Regions from separate parts of the Homo sapiens genome. Here region 2 is linked to region 1. A link is a contact called in ENCODE Hi-C data. All regions are on one chromosome and are shown on one strand. Each heading gives the region's core, a stretch centred on a gene start or an enhancer-like site at or near the end of the contact. The rest is flanking DNA. Distances are from core to core; before and after follow the strand shown.

Evidence for each region. A loop is a pair of places that touch in the nucleus more often than their neighbours do. Pooled maps may share reads with other maps.
Region 2: a loop to region 1 is called in a map of endothelial cell of umbilical vein, with 2.8 times the contacts of the local background. The contact joins the promoter of LPAR6 here to the enhancer-like site in region 1. A Hi-C loop is called at or near these places in 2 of 168 maps with a recorded cell type or tissue (endothelial cell of umbilical vein and naive thymus-derived CD4-positive, alpha-beta T cell) and 11 of 50 pooled maps.

Annotation. Positions count from the first base shown.
Region 1 is chr13:48,124,040-48,131,186 of GRCh38, reverse strand. It overlaps LOC105370198 (a long non-coding RNA gene), which reads left to right. Exons shown (of 6, transcript XR_007063792.1): 5 at 1,413-1,565. Among named protein-coding and RNA genes, the nearest start is that of MED4, 33 kb to the right of the region's middle. Within about 2 kb of position 4,031, at least 21 of the 41 ENCODE cell types and tissues checked have a DNase peak (open chromatin) inside an H3K27ac peak, as active enhancers do; they include endothelial cell of umbilical vein, where a contact is called at or near this core.
Region 2 is chr13:48,411,863-48,419,009 of GRCh38, reverse strand. LPAR6 (lysophosphatidic acid receptor 6) reads left to right here and starts at 5,897. Exons shown (of 1, transcript NM_001162498.3): 1 at 5,897-7,147. The coding sequence starts at 6,587. The region is part of intron 17 of RB1 (RB transcriptional corepressor 1); the gene reads right to left. RefSeq lists an enhancer at 6,912-7,147.

The DNA of each region.
Region 1 (7,147 bases), core at 2,782-5,281:
CGGTCCTCTGGTTCTTCCTTTGGTACGCTCTTTGAGCAAATTTAGGGAACTACAACCAACTTATTGCTGAGGAAAAGTGCCATCTCTGAAGCATAATCAGAAACAATGAACTAAAGTAATATGAAAATTGAAAGGTGTCTTTGAGATTGCTTGGTGCAACCCTTTCATTTTAAAGATAAGGCAGCAGAGGCCCAGACAACTTTGAGCTTAATGACATGTTACCTATATTTATCTCAAGTTATCATGCCATGAATAAAAGAGCTACTCAGCCCTCTTTATTAATTTTATTTGATTACTTCATTAGTTAGTATGTTAGTTTTGCTTATTCTTAAAAAAAGTGTAAGTGTAAAAAAGTAGGGGAAAAATCACCCTAAATCTCTCTGCTTAGGTATATTCACTGTTAAAAGGCAGCAGGACCATCACAAAGCTTTGTTGTCAGTCAGTACCAGATAGAACCCCATGAGCTCCACCACTGATTGGCTGTGTGATCATGGTCTAGTTACTTAAACTTTCTGAGCTTCAGTTTCTTTATATGTAAAAGAGAGATGACAATATTCGTCTCATTGTGAAGATTAAAGTATATCACACAGGTAAAGCATTCAGGTCAGTGATTGGCACTGTTGTATTTAATTAATGTTAGCAATTATTAGTATTACAGTTGTGATAATACTCTATAAATTTTTGTATCACGCTTTTTTCACTTATTATATATATTTTCCCAGTTTACCAATGAATCTTTATTAATGTACATTTTTATGTCATGAACATCTTTTTTTTTATTTGATATGGAGCCTCGCTCTGTCGCCCAGGCTGGAGTGCAGTCATACAATCTCAGCTCACTGCAACCTCTGTCTCCTGGGCTCAAGCGATTCCTCTGCCTCAGCCTCCCGAGTAGCTGGGACTACAGACGCCTGCTATCACGCCCGGCTAATTTTTGTATTTTTTGGTAGAGATGGGGTTTCACCATGTTGACCAGGCTGGTCTCCAACTCCTGATCTCAGGTGACCTGCCCTCCTCAGCCTCCCAAAGTGCTGGTATTACAGGCATGAGCCACTGCGCCTGGCCCATGGACATCTTTATAGAGCAAAAAAAGATTATTTTCTACTCTAAACCCAAGGTTACATATACGCTTTCCCCAATAAGCTGAATCAGCAGCTCTCAACAAAGGAAAAAGGAAACAAGGGTTAATTCAGAAGAACTATTTTGAAATAAACAACTGGATTTACAAGGGTGGGCATGAACATGCTTTGATGCATGCATTTAAAGAGTAAAGGATATAGAATAATTGATGGCTATCCTGGCAGATCAAAGCATCTCAAGAGCATTGCAGGCTGTGGAGTTAAACCGTTTGCACTTTTCCTGCATTTAGTGTGTGTATTTTGTGAGCATACTAATAATTTGTCCTTACACAGGACCTTTCATCTAGGGAGGAGCTGAAAGCCCTTTGAAGATGTTAATAAGAAAGAGACCTGCTAATTAAGATTGCTTAAAAATAAAAACTCATCTTCCAGTATGTTTACATGATTGCTGGGAAGGTTCTGACTCAAAGAGATTTGCTATCACAGGTGAGTTGTTTCATATGTTTTCTTTCAAAATCATACTGTTAGATTCCATGTACTGATAAAATGGCTTTCTCTAGACAGTCACACCAGATATAACAATACTAATTCAACAATTTATGGCATACTTGATTTGGAGATCAGACATTTACCCAGAACATTTTGGGACAGAGCAAGGAGCGGTGCCATGTTGAATATTTGTAATGAGTTTTAAGATTATCAGACAAAGCTGTAGACTAAACTCAGTGAAACAAGTTTAGAAGAAGACAAAGCAAGAGCCGAGCACAGTGGCATGTGCCTGTCATCTCACAGGAGGCTGAGGCAGGGATCGCTTGAGCCCAGGAGTTTGAGACTAGCCTGGGCAACATAGTGAGACCTCCATCTCAAAAAAAAGAAAAAAGAAGGACAAATCATTCCCAGATCTTTATGAAATTATTTTTAGAGGAAATTCAAATAGCAAAAACTGTAGAGCTCCTTGCCTCAGTGCATGGTGAACAGGATGACTTTGTTAAGAGTACAAGCTTCCACCTCAACTGCCCCACATCAAACAGACTAAAGCAAATCCCTACAGAGATGAAGTCAATTCAGTGAAATCTTCCCTAATTCCAACTGTCAGAATTGGTAGCACCTAACTTTCTACTCCCTGGGCAGATATGTTATAATTAATCCAACTATTTAGTATGTAAATCATTTTTCTTACATTTTATATATATATATATATATATATATATATATATATATATATTTTTTTTTTTTTTTTTTTTTTTTTTTTTTTTTTTTTTTTTTTTTTGAGACTGGTCTTGCTCTGTCGCCTAGGCTGGAGTGCAGTGGCTCAATCTCGGCTCACTGCAACCTCTGTCTCCTGGGTTCAAGTGATTCTCCTGCCTCAGCCTCCCAAGTAGCTGGGATTACAGGCATGTGTCACAACGCCCAGCTAATTTTTGTATTTTTAGTAGAGACAGGGTTTTGCCATGTTGGCCAGGCTGGTGTCAAACTCCTGATCAAGTGATCTGCCTGCCTTGGCCTCCCAAAGTGCTGGGATTACAGGCGTTAGCCACTGCACCTTGCAATGTCAATTTTTTTTAATAGTTCTCCCATACAAAAGAGTAAACTCCAAGATGGCAGGAAACATATTTTATTCATCCTAATATCCCGTAGAGGGCTTAGCACAATGTCTGATCCTTAACACAACACATCCATTAATAACCACATCTTTTAATTAAGAATTTTATTATAGCATTCTTGTAATAGAAAAAGAAACTGGGACTAGCACAAATGTTCGTCAGTAGGGCACTGGCTTAGTAAAGTTATGGACCATCCATACAATGGAATATTGTGTCACTATAAGAAAGAATGGATCTGATTTGGAAAAGTCGGCTTCATTAAATTGAAATGAAGTTTCATTTCAATTAAATAAAAAACTTACACAAAAGAATATATATCATATATAATATATTATATGATATATATTATATATAATATGATATATATTTTTTATATATATATCTTTTTGGCAAAAACCAAACCAAACCAAATGGGTGATTAATAGATGCATAGAATGAATAGATGGAGAGCCAGACAGATAGACTGATCCATTTTGCAGAAATAATGCATGGGAAAAAGGAAACCCCGAAAAATATAAGCAAATTCTCAACTGTGAGTATTTCTGGTAAGTGGGGCTGAGGAGAGTGGGCTGGTCATGAGAGGACAGTCCTTTGATTTTTACTTTAGCCTCTGTATTGTTGGTTTTAGCAATGAGCAAGTATTACTTTTGGGCATTAAAAGGGGAAATAATGTATTGACTCAAAGTTTGAATTTGTTGAACTTGCTTCAGTTGAGCAGGTGACCTAATATCCCATATTTCTTAGCTTCACAGCCTTTCTCCCTGACAGAGCTTCTGGCACTAAGCTGACAGAGGGGACAAAGTCTTCCTTTTTCAAGAGTAAGCATTTGGCTGGGTTCAGACGGACTCCCTTGGGCATCTCCCTGGGGCACCTCTCCAAGGCCTTGCTTTCTAAACTTGGTTATACTAATGGGCTGGGACAGATTCCCTGGCTGACTCTGGAAGCTGTCAAAATCTCTCTGGTAATTTTCCTAGGCTTTTCTGGTCTTTAATGAGGCATCAACCTTTTTCAGTTGTAAATCAGCTTAGATCAAAATTCAAGCAGGAGACTTTTCTACCCCTCAGACCCTTTCGATGTTTGCTTTCTAACTGCTGAGTTCTTGCTTACTTGAAACTCCTGCTCCCCGGGGATAATCAGAAATAGCTACCTGCACTAACTTCTTAAGTCATCATTCTCCTGTTTTGATCAGCAGGAGGGGTGTAATCTGTTTTCGACAGTTCATGTAGATTGGCTTGCTGCCAGCATGATTCTCTCAACTGAAGGAAAACTCAACAGTCTCTAAAATGGAAGGGCAAGAGGGAATTTGTGTGAATGATGTAAGTTAATCCCATTTCCTGGGATCTGGCCTGGCCCATTTTTAGTGGGGCTGGTTTAGGGTTAGTTTGTGATTACATAAACTCATCAACATTCCGGAAGAGGAAAGAACACCCCCTGGTGGTAAAATTATATCTCTGCACCACATCCCCTAAATTTCAACTCCCAGCCAAGTTACCTACTTACACTTGTACCAGGGTACACAGGAGCATTCTTGGTCACAGAAGTCTGTATAAACTAACTCAGTTTTATTCCTGCATTACATACAGAGAAACAAGCATTAGAATTTCCAATATTCCTATTATGCTTTTTTGTTCAGAATTACTGTGTTATACATTACACATATTAAAATCCTTAGCTTTATCATTTTATTATGGAAAAAAAATCCCCATTACTACACAAACTCTATAGCCCTAATTAGTTTTGTGCATGACATTATTAATGATGTTGTTATTGTTATGCTTATTTCAGGCCCATTTCATTTTTTCAAATGTGTCTGTTCTGTGAAATGCACACAATATAAAATATGTGGCTGGGTGCGGTGGCTCACGCCTGTAATCCCAGCACATTGGGAGGTCGAGGCGGGTGGATCATGAGGTCAGGAGTTCGAGACCAGCCTGGCCAACATGGCGAAGCCCCGTCTCTACTAAAAATATAAAAATTAGCCGGGCATGGTGGAGGGAGCCTGTAATCCCAGCTGCTTGGGAGGCTGAGGCAGGAGAACAGCTTGAACCCAGGAGACGGAGGTTGCAGTGAGCCGACATCGTGCCATTGCACTCCAGCCTGGGTGACAAGAGCAAGACTCAGTCTCAAAAAAAAAAAAAAAAAAGTGATGTATATTTTTGATGCTCCTAATGTACTACTTCGTTCTTCTACATGCTACAATATCCAAAATGTATTCATAGTCATACAGTCCAGTCTTCTTTTTCGTCTATTTGCACACATTCTCAGGGTTGAGTTGATTTCAAAGAACATTATCAAAACAGATGCTCCAGCGCTGTAATTAGCAGGCCTCGTGTGGAATGTTCCGCATAAGTCAGAGTTCCTGTGGATCCTGGACATTTGCCTTCCTGAGGCTCTGCCTTTGACTTTCCTTTTGGAATAATGCCATAAAGGTCACTGTTTCCAGTTCAGAATATTCCCTTTCGTTTCTGTTTGTGAGAACTATGTTTAAGCTTTTTCCCTTCACCAGTTGTCCTAATGGGCCTGGCATTGCTTCTGAAGTGGAGAGAGTTTAATAAACCCAGGACTCCTGCTTAGTCCCTGGGCATTTTTGCCTGCTCCTCGGCTTGTTATAGGAGAGTGGAATGTCCTTGGAGAGGCCGAGGCACTGGAATTTGAAGTGAAAGAAAGTAAAGAGGGCTCTGTTCATGACTTAAAACGTTATTTCCTTCTTGTCAAGATGCTTACTGGCCACCTGGTAGGGTGACCCACCTTTCTGGTTTGCCTGAGGGGTTGCCTAGGACTTTCAGTGTTAAACCCAAGATAGAAGGCCTTGGGAGGATTGCTCAAGGCTAGGTGTTCAAGACCAGCCTGGGCAAAACTTAGCAACACCTTGTCTCTACAAAAAAAAAAAACAAAAAAAAAACAACAACAAAAAAAAAACAAACAAACACAAGAAAATCCCAAGTGAAGCAGACCACGTAAAGCACACCAATGGGGCTCGCACTGTGTGAACCAGTTCCTTGCTCTTCTCATTCTCTTCAGTTAGTTCTTCATCTCTCTACCCATATCTGCCAGGTGCTCTTTCTTTTCTTTTCTTTTCTTTTTTTTTTTTTGAGATGGAGTCTCACTCTGTCACCCAGGCTGGAGTGCAGTGGCATGGTCTCAGCTCACTGCAACATCTGCCTCCCGGGTTCAAGCAATTCTCCTGCCTCAGCCTCCTGAGTAGCTGGGATTACAGGCGCCTGGTACCACGCCCGACTAATTTTTTGTATTTTTAGTAGACATGGGGTTTCACTGTGTTGGCCAGGCTGGTCTTGAACTCCTGACTTCGTGATCCACCTGCCTCGGCCTCCCAAATCGCTGGGATTACAGGCATGAGCCACGGTGCCTAGCCCACGTGCTGTTTCTTATGCCTCCTAACAAAATCCATGATGTTTGAAAATGATTACACATTAGGGATTTACTACATTTCAAAAGTAACAAAGGAAAACTTTTTTTTTTTTAATGGGTGTGTGTGTGTGTGTTTGTGAGTGATGGAATCTCGCTCTGTCACCCAGGCTGGAGTAAAGTGGTGTGATCTTGGCTCACTGCAACCTCTGCCTCTCAGGTTCAAGTGATTCTCGTGTCTCAGCCTCCCGAGTAGCTGGGATTACAGGTGCCCACCACTATGCCTGGCTAATTTTTTGTACTTTTGGTAGAGATGGGGTTTCATCATGTTGGCCAGGCTGGCCTTGAACTCCTGACCTCTTGTGATCCACCCACCTCGGCCTCCCAAAATGCTGGGATTACAGGCCTGAGCATTCGCGCCTGGCCCAACTTCTTCATTTGAGTTTACAAATCACACAAACATGAACTTGACAATGGTGCACCTAAACCACTATACTATAATAACTTGTCATTGTTTGTAGGCGTATGTAGTGAAGGTTGACTATTCCGTGTAAGGTCCAGTGGTAAGGAGAGGAGCTGAGTGGACAAGCAGATAAATGCCACCACACTTGCCAAGTGAGTGCTGTAGGAGGCCCAAGAACAGAGAGATTACTGTGGGCTGGGACAACTGGGAGAGGCTTAATACAGGCAGTGGGATGTGGAGAAGACTGCAGAGGAATCAGAAGAAAGGTGGGCTTCAGTGAGAAGAGACACTATTCCAAGCAGAGGAAACAGCTGCCTGCAGGACCAGGAATGCCTGAATAGAAGCTGCAGTGGCTGGTTTCCCTGAAGCTAAATTTTCAAATGCGTGATCAGTTTGAAGAGGGTGTGTGTAGGACAATTTCTGTATTTCTGTATTGTTGTTTCTGCATTTATTACAGGCAAAAATAAACACAACCTTACCAAACGGGAGCATTTTTTTCTCCTCCTGGCTCTTTGCCACCTTTTGTAGTGTTAGGCCTGGTCTCCCTAAAGAATTATCCGACTGTTTCAGTAAATATTTGGGGTGCAAAGAACTGGAGTATTGTCAAAACTTTTTGTGCCAACCCCGCCCTTCCT
Region 2 (7,147 bases), core at 4,648-7,147, 290 kb before region 1:
TCCTGAATATCCTTGTTAATTTTCTGTCTCATTGATCTGTCAAATATTGACAGTGGGGTGTTAAAGTCTCCCACTATTATTGTGTGGGAGTCTAAGTCTCTTTGTAGGTCTCCAAGGACTTGCTTTATGAATCTGGGTGCTCCTGTATTGGGTGCATACATACTTAGGATAGTTAGCTCTTCTTGTTGCATTGATCCCTTTACCATTATGTAATGCCCTTCTTGTCTTTTTTGATCTTCGTTGGTTTAAAGTCTGTTTTATCAGAGACTAGGATTGCAACCCCTGCTTTTTTTTTTTTTTGCTTTCCATTTGCTTGGTAAATCTTCCTCCATTCCCTTATTTAGAGCACGTGTCTTTGCATGTGAGATGAGTCTCCTGAATACAGCACACTGATGGGTCTTGACTCTTTATCCAACTTGCCAGTCTGTGTCTTTTAATTGTGGCACTTAGCCCGTTTACTTTTAAGGTTAATATTGTTATATGTGAATCTGATCCTGTCATTATGATGCTAGCCAGTTAGTTTGCCCATTAGTTGATGCCCATTAGTTTCTTCATAGTGTCAATGGTCTTTACAATTTGGTATGTTTTTGCAGTGGCTGGGACCAATTTTTCCTTTCCATATTTAGTGCTTCCTTCAGGAGCTCTTGTAATGCAGGCCTGGTGGTGACAAAATCTCTCAACATTTGCTTATCTGTGAAGGATTTTATTTCTCATTCACTTATGAAGCTTAGTTTGGCTGGATACAAAATTCTGGGTTGAAAATTCCTTTCTTTAAGAATGTTGAATATTGGCCCCCACTCTTTTCTGGCCTGTAGGGTTTCTGCAGAGAGATCCACTATTAGTCTGATGGGCTTCCCTTTGTAGGTAACCCGACCTTTCTCTCTGGCTGCTTTTAACATTTTTTCCTTCATTTCAACCTTGGTGAATCTGACGATTATGTGTCTTGGGGTTGCTCTTCTTGAGGAGTATCTTTGTGGTGTTCTCTGTATTTCCTGAATTGGAATGTTGGCCTGTCGTGCTAGGTTGGGGAAATTCTCCTGGATAATATCCTGAAGAGTGTTTTCCAACTTGGTTCAATTCTCCCTGTCACTTTCAGGTACAGGGACAATCAAACATAGGTTTGGTCTTTTCACATAGTCCCCTATTTCTTGGAGGCTTTGTTCGTTTCTTTTCATTCTTTTTCCTCTAATCTTGTCTTCACACTTTATTTCATAAAGGTGATCTTCAATCTCTGATATCCTTTCTTCTGCTTTGGCTGTTGATACTTGTGTATGCTTCACGAAGTTCTTGTGCTGTGTTTTTCAGCTCCATCAGGTCATTTATGTTCTTCTCTAAACTGCTTATTTTAGGTAGCAATTCCTCTAACCTTTTTTCAAGGTTTTTAGCTTCCTTGCATTGGGTTAGAACATGGTCCTTTGGCTTGGAGGAGTTTATTATTCTCTGTCCAGTTTTGTTCCCTTGCTGGCGAGGAGTTGTGATTCTTTGGAAGAGAAAAGGCATTCTGGTTTTTGGAATTGTCAGCCTTTTTGCGCTGGTTTTTCCTCATCTTCATGGATTTATCTACCTTTGGTCTTCGATGTTGGTGACCTTCAAATGGGGTTTCTGTGTGGAAGTCCTTTTTGTTGATATTGATGCTATTCATTTCTGTTTGTTAGTTCTCCTTCTAACAGTCAGGCCCCTCTGCTGCAGGTCTGCTGGAATTTGCTGGAGGTCCACTCCAGACCCTGTTTGTCTGGATATCACCAGCAGAGGTTGCAGAACAACAAAGATTGCTGCCTGTTCCTTCCTCTGGAAGCTTTGTCCCAGAGGGGCACCCACCAGACGGCAGCTGGAGCTCTCCTGTGTGAGTTGTCTGTCGATTCCTGCTGGGAGGTGTTTCCCAGTCAGGAGACATGGGGGTCAGAGACCCACTTGAGGAGGCAGTCTGTCCCTTAGCAGAGCTCGAGCAATGTCCTGGGAGATCTGCTGCTCTCTTCAGAGCCAGCAGGCAGGAACGTTTAAGTCTGCTGAAGCTGCACCAATAGCCACCCATAGCACCCTTCCCCCAGGTGCTCTGTCCCAGGGAGATGGCAGTTTTATCTATAAGCCCCTGACTGGGGCTGCTGCCTTTTTTTCAGAGATGCCCTGCCCAGAGAGGAGGACTCTAGAGAAGCAGTTGGGCTACAGTGGGCTCCACCCAGTTCAAACTTCCCGGTGGCTTTGCTTACACTGTGAGGTGAAAACCACCTACTCAAGCCTCAGTAATGGCAGAAGCCCCTCCTCCCACCAAGCTCCAGCATCCCAGGTCGACTTCAGACTCCTGTGCTGGCAGTAAGAGTTTCAAGCCAGTGGATCTTAGCTTGCTGGGCTCTGTGGGGGTGGGATCCACTGAGCTAGACCACTTGGCTCCCTGGCTTCAGCCCCTGTTCCAGGGGAGTTAACAGTTCTGTCTCACTGGTGTTTCAGGTGCCACTGGAGTACGAAAAAGAAAAAATCCTGCAGCTAGCTCGGTGTCTGCCCAAACGGCTGCCCAGTTTTGTGCTTGAAACCCAGGGCCTGGGTGGTGTAGGCACCCGAGGGAATTGCCTGGTCTAAGGGTTGTGAAGATCACGGAAAAGGCATAGAGTCTGGGCCGGAATGCATCGTTCCTCGTGGCACATTCCCTCATGGCTTCCCTTAGCTAGGGGAGGAAGTTCCCTGGCCCCTTGCACTTCCCGTGTAAGGCGATGCCCCACCCTGCTTTGGCTCGCCTTCCATGGGCTGCACCCCCTGTCTGACCAGTCTCAATGAGATGAGCTGGGTACCTCAGTTGGAAATAGAGAAATCACCCACCTTCTGCGTTGATTTCGCTGGGAGCTGCAGACTCCAGCTGTTCCTGTGTTCACCATTTTAACATCTATCTGGCTCTGTTTAATTTTCGCTCCCCCCAAAAAATCCATATAAGAAATAAGTTGATTCTCAGAGTTAAGTTCCAGAAGTGTAGAGATCTCACATTAAAATAACAGTTTGCCTGAGTTTATCAAATACAAAAGTATCTATTAAATATAATTGATTATATGGATTCATTACCTCCCTTTGCAAGTAGTTACTCTGTATTTTTCCAATTCTAACCTAAGAATTTTTCAAAGTTTCTAAATTCCCCTTTGGTTCCTTAATTAGAGGCCAAATTTAATATCTGGAAAAAATGCAGTATTCAATTATCTTCTTCCTGTTCAAACAGTCCCTCTGCTATGGCTCTTCCTCAGTAGAAACAACTGGCAACAAAATTCAAGTTTATGATTCATTCATCAGCAAACATGTGAGAATCATCTACAAAGAACCAAGAATTGTGGTAAGAATTATACAAACATTTACTATGATACTGATAATAATGAAAAGCCTAATTCAACAAATAGTGATCTATCCATTTTTAAGCCCCAGTAACTCAAACATTAAAAAACTATAAATGAACAGGCCGGGCACGGTGGCTCACACATGGAATCCCAGCACTTGGGGAGGCTGAAGTGGGTGGATGACTTGAGGTCAGGAGTTCAAGACCAGCCTGGCCACATGGTAAAACCCTATCTCTACTAAAAATACAAAAATTAGCTGGGTGTGGTGGCGGGTGCCCATAATCCCAGCTACTCGGGAGGCTGAGGTGGGAAAATTGCTGGAACCTGGGAGGCAGAGGTTGCAGTAAGACAAGATCGCACCACTGCACTCCAGCCTGGGCGGCAGAGTGAGAAAAAAAAAAGAAAGAAAGAAAAAGAAAAAGAAAAGAAAAGAAAAAACTATAGATGAATGACTTAAGTGAATAACAAGTCAAGTGAGTAATGACAATATGTAGAAAAATATTCCAAGTAGAATTAATAAATTTTAATTATTTGAATGAGAAAATGCCGCCATATTCAAAATGAAAGTAAAAGTAGGATGAGATCAGCATATACAACTGCATATATTTCATTAATTAAAGATGACTAAAGAGGAGACTATCAATTTGAAAGAAGATTACTAAGATTTTGTTTTTTTAAAACATACTGAACCAAATAAAAAAAAAATAACAGTAAGACATAACTACTAACAGAAAATTTTTTCCAATGAGAATACAAGCTTATTAACCACTCCTTTTTTCATTAATGCTCACTCAGCTTCTACCAGCCTTCTAATAAGAACACACACATACATCTTTTCTATACCAAATGTGATATAAAAGATATTCAACCCTTCAAAATTTTAAGTATTGGTTATAAGTAATACTCATCTTTTTTTGTCATTTGATAATAGATGAATTTTCTAGTCCAGACAGTAGAAATAGATTATAGTTCATCAACAAATGACAAAAATTGCTGAGTGTGAAAGAATGGTGCAAAACAACACAAAACATTTTACTGTAATAAGTTATTTTTAAGCTAGCTAAGTAATTTATGAGAAAAAAATAAATTGTTCTTAAATTACTTAATACCCAAGAGGAAGAGTTTCAGCTTAAACTAGACCAAATTAAAAAAATAATAACAGTAAGGCATAACTAGATCTAGCCTTTTCTGAAGAAAATGATATTTAAAACAAGAAAAACATGTGCCATAGAGGTTGTGATATCCTCAATCTTTGAGGAAATAACACCTACATTTAAGTACCCTCACCTTACACACACTTTCTTCTTCTGATTTTGGAGTCTTTAAAATATAAGTATACTTTTTTTTTTTTTTTTTGAGATAGTCTCGCTGTCGCCCAGGCTGGAGTGCAGTGGCTTGATCTTGGTTCACTGCAACATCTGCCTCCCAGGTTCAAGCGATTCTCCTGCCTCAGTCTCCTGGGTAGCTGGGACTACAGGCACGCACTATTGCCCTAGGCTAGTTTTGTATTTTTGGTAGAGATGGGGTTTCGCCATTTTGGCCAGGCTGCTCTCAAACTCCTGATCTCAGGTGATCCACCTGCCTCGGCCTTCCAAAGTGCTGGGATTATAGGCGTGAGCCACTGCACCTGGCCCAAAATATGAGTATACTTTAAATATAAACATATAAACCATTCATAGAAACTTTTAGATGGAGACAAAATCTGAAATATATTTCAATATATAGTTAATGTCATATTAAGGGGTTAAGGGAAGAGCTGGGAGGAAGAAGGAAGATAAGACTATGAACCTAAAATTTTGCCAAGTAGTAGGATTTTTATTCTCTAAACCTTATTTCAATCAATTTAAGGTTAAAAAAATTTTGCTTAAAAAGATGCAATTTCATTTTGTGCTTAGAAAGTAAAATTAACACCACACCAAAGATAAACATTCTTGAGTTTGTTCTTTTGGAGAAATGAGTAATTTAAAAATTTAAACAGCTCTAAAATATTAATACAACTGCATAGGAAAGAGGAAAGAATGTTAGAAAATTGCTTATCAAAAACTAATGAGACCCAGGATAAGAGCTACTCATAATGATAACAATTAAATATTGAGTATTTTTCAGAAACCAAGAGTCAAATGCTTGTTATACCTTAAAGGTTAAAGGCCCCTGTTTCATAGTCATTAAACAGTTCTTTGAAATGCTATGTTAAGATATCACTAACAATTTCAATTTATAAATACACACCCATACACATTTTCTTTTCTAAATTGTCATATCCCAAACACGAAAACAATCGAATAAGAGAACAGGCTGAATAGTGATTTTTTTCTTTCAATTATTACTACTGAAACAAATCAAAACAACTCTGAGAGGTTGCCAGCACCGCAGAAGGCATTTCCACATAAAAAGAGTTAATGAGCAGACCACGCAGTTCAACAGCCAGTGACCATTTGCAAGCCTCCTAGGTATATTCCCAGCAGACACATTATCAGATTAAAGGAAGTGCAAACAAACTGGGCTGAAAGTTTCTTTGTCCAAACCCAGCCTCTTCTTCCTGTGATGTCATATTACAAATCTAGGAAGCCTTTCTTTTTCACTTCAGAGAAAGCGACCTCAAGATACAACTGGCAACTGAGGAAAAGGCCTCAATTCAACAAGAGCTAACAAGCTTGGGAGTTTATTTCGGAATCTTTAAAAGACTCTTCTGCTTACCCACAATCTGGGATCCACTGCAGGAAAACAAAAAAGGAAAACTTCATTTAAAAGAAGCAAGAAGTAAAATGGGACAAATTGGGAATGTTTAAGTCTCTGAAACTCTGCACTGAAAAGAAAATAAGATTGATAACTTAAGCTTAACATTCTGAGGCATAAAGAAACATTAACTTTGGAGTATTCATCTTGACTACTGAAATACAAGTTTAGAAGACAAGTGGTTTCATTCTGGTCACAGATCACAGCTTTTCTTTAAATTTATAATCCTATGGGTTGGACTCGTTGACTGTATTTTTTAAAGGTTGCTCGTCAGTTAACTGAGCCTTGGAATTCATGGATTTTCTAAAGACTAACAAATGAAAATATTTTCCTGTTGAAGAACCCAGCGGAAATTTTACAGCAACAAATTTCATGTTTCTTTTGGGTATTTCTGAGAAAAAGGAAATATTTATAAAACCATCCAAAGATCCAGATAATTTGCAAATAAATTGGAGGTTATAGAGGTTATAATCTGAATCCCAAAGGAGACTGCAGCTGATGAAAGTGCTTCCAAACTGAAAATTGGACGTGCCTTTACGATGGTAAGCGTTAACAGCTCCCACTGCTTCTATAATGACTCCTTTAAGTACACTTTGTATGGGTGCATGTTCAGCATGGTGTTTGTGCTTGGGTTAATATCCAATTGTGTTGCCATATACATTTTCATCTGCGTCCTCAAAGTCCGAAATGAAACTACAACTTACATGATTAACTTGGCAATGTCAGACTTGCTTTTTGTTTTTACTTTACCCTTCAGGATTTTTTACTTCACAACACGGAATTGGCCATTTGGAGATTTACTTTGTAAGATTTCTGTGATGCTGTTTTATACCAACATGTACGGAAGCATTCTGTTCTTAACCTGTATTAGTGTAGATCGATTTCTGGCAATTGTCTACCCATTTAAGTCAAAGACTCTAAGAACCAAAAGAAATGCAAAGATTGTTTGCACTGGCGTGTGGTTAACTGTGATCGGAGGAAGTGCACCCGCCGTTTTTGTTCAGTCTACCCACTCTCAGGGTAACAATGCCTCAGAAGCCTGCTTTGAAAATTTTCCAGAAGCCACATGGAAAACATATCTCTCAAGGATTGTAATTTTC